2 separate regions of the Homo sapiens genome follow, and region 2 is linked to region 1. The links are chromatin loops, found by intact Hi-C in ENCODE. Cell type or tissue: heart right ventricle. All regions are shown on one strand.

The links. A loop is a pair of places that touch in the nucleus more often than their neighbours do. Peaks named below come from ENCODE experiments on the same cell type or tissue, not always from the same donor. Only the 100,000 strongest peaks of a DNase experiment are listed, where the experiment ranks them.
Region 2: a loop joins it to region 1, with 2.5 times the contacts of the local background. A loop is called at or near these places in 2 of 110 quality-filtered maps.

Annotation. Positions count from the first base shown.
Region 1 is chr2:198,126,704-198,129,203 of GRCh38, forward strand. The region is part of intron 5 of PLCL1 (phospholipase C like 1 (inactive)); the gene reads left to right. Among named protein-coding and RNA genes, the nearest start is that of LINC01923, 250 kb to the right of the region's middle. In heart right ventricle, CTCF peaks have their summits at 1,136 (motif pointing left) and 1,336; no DNase peak of the experiment used is centred here.
Region 2 is chr2:197,892,655-197,895,154 of GRCh38, forward strand. The region is part of intron 1 of PLCL1 (phospholipase C like 1 (inactive)); the gene reads left to right. Among named protein-coding and RNA genes, the nearest start is that of PLCL1, 89 kb to the left of the region's middle. RefSeq lists enhancers at 909-958, 999-1,058 and a silencer at 1,251-1,545. In heart right ventricle, no CTCF peak of the experiment used is centred here; a DNase peak (open chromatin) is centred at 1,367; H3K4me3 peaks cover 716 bases; H3K27ac peaks cover 2,500 bases.

The sequences.
Region 1 (2,500 bases):
AGTCCAGCCTGGGTAACCTGGTGAGACCCCAGCTCTACAAAAAATACAAAAATTAGCTGGGCATGGTGGCACATATCTATAGTCTCAGCTTCTTGGGAGGCTGAGGAGAGAGTCGCTTGAGTCTTGGAGGGTGAGGCTGCAGTGAGACATGATTGCACCTCTGCACATCGGCCTGTGTGACAGAGTGAGACCCTGTCTCAAACAACAACAACAAGATAGAGCCATTTACTAAGCAGATTGGCAGGTGAGGGACGCTGGTTTTAGCTAGTACAGTGAATGAGTGTGTGAGTGTGTGTGTGTGTGTGTGTGGGGGGTGGTGTATTCTTAGTCCCTTTTACACTGACAGTTGAAAAACTGACCTTTGCCCTTCTCTCTCCCATGTTATTTCTGATGTTAGTAGGCAGTTTGTAGCACAGCAGGATGGAAGAGTTGCAAAGGGAATTGTCTATGGGGTGAACCTTTTCAATTGCCCTTCCATCCACATACCCTCTTTACTGTGAATAATCATAAATGCATAATGATAACATTTTCCACATGCTAAATCATGCTAATGACCCCTACCAAGTAGAGGAAAGAATGTTGTCTTATAATACCAACAGATTATTTAAACCTGAGAGCTTTACATCATGTTAGATTAAGTTGTGTATATTAAAATTTTCCAAACAGTAAGTATAAAGATACTGTCTTATACATATAAGAGGTATGGCTATTTTAACATATTTTTTAAATTATATGAAATAAACTTTATTGGACATAGTTTTACGTTACCATTTTTTCTCTCTTTCACCAAATTGTGAAAGCAAATAGCTAGATATGCTTTCTCCCTTTGAAGAGGCATGACAGTTTCAGGTTTTGCTAAGAAAGATAGTTTCCATCTGAAAATGTGTGTACATAGTGTTTACTTCTAATTTAAATGCCTATTTACACAGGTTGGGGATACACCAATGTTTTTTGATGATGTGGTAAGTTTTCAAAATCTATTTGAGGTCATTTTTATATGCTTAGAATGACTTAGGTGCAAATCTACATGGAAGCAGAGGAATAAACCACATGGTTTTAGAAGCCATTTCTGATCATTGGAGCACAAGCTTTTTGTGGACAGCAGGCACTCCCTACCTAAGTCCAAAGCAGGGGAGCCACCTGCTGGACAGTGTGAAAAATCTTCATTTTCTGGAGGTAGTCATCCCTGCTTTTTTACTTTTAAGTTTAGGTAGATTTACTTACATATAAATTTATGTACTTTTTATTTTGCTGAGTAAATTTCTCACTTCACACAAATAAAGCGGCTCTAAAATAAGGAGAAAAAAATTAGGATGCTATGAAACACAAATTTGAACAACGATCAGTACTAGAAGTAGAGGCTTTTAGTCATTCCATTTTGTATTTTGTCTTTTTCCTTTCATTCGTAGTTCAGCCTAACTGCATTTATATTGTAAACCAAAAATAAAATTCTAAGCCCCTTAACCGACTGAATGGACCTGTCCTATGGGGACAAGGGGATTCCAAAAAATTCCAAAAAGCTAGTTCAGGCCATGATGGGAACCTGATGGTGTAACCACCCAGTTGGGTTCACCTTTCATGCTACCTAGAAAGAGCTGATTCATCTAGACAGGGGAATCGCAATAGAGAAAGAATAATTCGCACAGAGCCAGCTGTGCGGGAATCTGGAGTTTTATTATTGCTCCAATCTGTCTCCCCAGGATCAGAGTTTTTAAAGACAATTTGTGGGAGGGGAGGGGCAGTGAGTCAGGGACTGCTGATTGGCTGGGTCGGAGATGAAATTATGGAGAGGAAATCATGGGGCGTTACTGTCTTCTTGCGCTTAGTCCGTTCCTGGGTGGGCATCACAGGATCAGATGGGCCAATTTCTTGATATGGTGGTGCCAGTTGATCCGTCAAGTGCAGGGTCTGCAAAACTTCTCAAGTACTGATCTTAGGAGCAGTTTAGGGAGGGTCAGAATCTTGTAGCCTCCAGCTGCATGACTCCTAAACCATAATTTCTAATCTTGTGGCTACTGTTAGTAGTCAAGAAGGAGGTTTATTTTAGGAAAGGGATGTTATTGTTCTTGTTTTAAACCATAAACTATAAGTTCTTCCCAAAGTTAGTTCAGCCTATGCCCAGCTTGGAGGTTAGAGGCAAGATGGAGTCATTTAAGTTGGATCTCTTTCACTGTCTCAGTCATAATTTTGCAAAGGCAGTTTCAATGGTAAAAGGGAATTGGATACGCTGCATTATACTTTCCTCCCTTTGGAATTCAGGCTGAACTGATCGGCCTTAAAATTAAAACAGAGATCTTAAGACACAGTAGGCTCTTTGTAGCAATAAGATACCAAATTCCAACCTGACTCCAGTATAGCATCACATGACAGATAGCAGGCCCTGAGAAAAATCAAGTATTTTACCCCAAAATATATTTCTTTGACATATTTTTAAATGGCCCTGCAAAGCTATCTCTTGTGGGGGAAATTTACCTCCTTTAGAGAAGCCCCTTCCCTTTCC
Region 2 (2,500 bases), 230 kb before region 1:
ATATCTAATGAGTATTTATGTAATTAATAACTAAAACAATGTTTAAAGATTGTTTTTGGACCAGGTATGGTGGCTCACACCTGTAATCCCAGCACTTTGGGAGGCTGAGGTGGGCGGATCACGAGGTCAGGAGTTCGAGATCAGCCTGATCAACATGGTGAAACCCTGTCTCTACTAAAAATACAAAAATTAGCTGGGTGTGTGGTGGCACGCGCCTGTAGTCCCAGCTACTCAGGAGGCTGAGGCAGGAGAATCGCTTGAACCCGGGAGGGGAAGGTTGGAGTGAGCTGAGATCGCGCCACTGCACTCCAGCCTGGGCAAGAGACCATCTCAAAACAAAACAAAAAACAACAAAAAAACCTGAAAAACGCTTTTGAGTAGGAGGAACTTTCACAGAATAAGAGGTTTGAAGTTAGTTAACTGTATTGAGTTACAAAGCCACCATTGCTTATTTCTTGGTATAGTTGTTCCTTAATCAAATTTCTTAATCAGATATAACCAACAGATGAATTATAAAGCAGAATTTGGAATATCTGTAACTTTAGAGTACCTCTTTTGTCTGCCTTCACTACATATATACTGTCTCTTATTAGATTTGAACCTTTTTGCTTCAAAGTAGATTCTGTGTGTTGGCTAGAAAGCATAAATATCCTTTAGGGAAGAATACTTAAAAAACCAGTATCTTGTGTAGTGTTCTTGAGTAAATTCAGTGCCATAGTATATTTGTTGTCAGATTTGGGAGTGAGATAGGTGGCAACTAAATATATATACAGGGAGCATAATACATTCAAGGAGTATACAACTTTTACATTCCTATAGCACGTTAGGGTTTATTCAAAGTGAGGTCCTTCATTTGACCCTCAGAACAGTCATGTGAAATAGGCAGCACAGGCATCATTACAAATGTGACTTTACAAATGTGAGAAGGCTGAGGCTCAGAGAAGTGAAATGATTTGGCTAAGGTCAAAAGCAAGTCACAGTGAATGCCTGGTCTGGAGTCCGGTGTGTTTTCATCTCAGCATGCAAATTTAAACCCAAAGAAAGTTAGGTGCTTAAATGCTCTAGGGTAGCTGGGCTTTACGTGGCTACTTACCATAGTGTTTATTTGAATGTTAGAGAAATAGCTTCAAGCAACAGAAGGCTTGACTTAGAGTGGTTTAAACAAATAGGGATTTAATGTTTTTGTATAATTAGAAGCTGGAGGTAGGCAGTTGCTAGTGCTGATTCTGCTGTTCAGAGACCCAGGCTCTTTGACTTTTTGCTCTGCCGTTTTGCATATGTTGACTTTCGTTCTCAGGCTTGTCTCCTCCTACTTGCCAAGGTGGCTGCCCTAGCTCTGGGAGAAGGGTGATGGAGTGTGTGTGCAGTAAGGGGTGGGGGGTAGTGCCAGCCTCATCTGTCTCTCTTATCAGGAAAAGAAAAAGCTGCCCAGAAATTCCACCAGCTGACTTCTATTTAAGTCATATTGGCCAGAGAGTTGGTACATGTCATCTTGTCTATCCCCTGTCCATGCCCCGTTCCTGCCTTATGAAAAGGCAGGGAAAGTGAATATTTAGCTTTGTCAACCTTAAAAGTAGAGGCAGGCAAGGGAGACAGGTGGTTGACAATAGGTGTTGAGTGAGCCAGCCTACAGTGCCTGTCACAGTCTTACCGTAATTCTATTTGGAGCAAATAGCATTGGATAAACATTGAGTGCACATCCTCATAGTTTCCTGCCACTGATGAATTTTGTGATTATTGCTTCTGAGTGCTAGGCAGCTCTTTTCTGCTCACTTCTGGGGAAAGTCAAATTTAAAGAACTATAATTACATGGGAGAAGAGAAGGGGTGCTGGATTCTTAATAGTTCTTTGTCAGTATAACTAGCTCATTTTTTTTTGGGTGCAATAGTTACACATCTACCTTATCATCCTTTGTAAATGTTTATTTTATGCATGCATGTAAATTAGTTAAGAATTGGAATTAAACTGTGGCCGCTTGTCTTAAGAATGGTGTAGGATCAGCAAGCCTTGGATTGTGTGTGTTTGCCTAGAGCTGAGTGTTTTTATGAAGAAGCAAAAACCTATTCATGAGTGTATTTAAAGCTGCAGCCAAGTGACGATGTATATTCTGTTTCTCAGGTAAGTGAAATGTAAAGAGAAGTTTTGGAGTCAGATGGACTTGTGCTATAATCCTGGGTCACCTCCTGAACCATGGTCCCTCCTTTTCCAAGTGAGGATAGGGGATTCATGACATGGCACATGGCTGGCAGCACCACAGAGCTGGGCTAACTTCACTGTGTTTTAACTCTCTTTCTTTCTAGTTCTTTGTTTTCCATACAACACCATGGCTTGTTGAACTTGGAAGCTGTTTATCTATTTCCCTTGATAAAAAGGTTTAGTTTTTGTTTCTTACAGAAAGGGGAAGTAATTTAAAAGTGTTGGCCCAGTGGACTTCCCTTTTGATTAAATACACAGCAATTATGTTTAATAAAAGAGATACAAGTGCCAGATAAAATTGTCA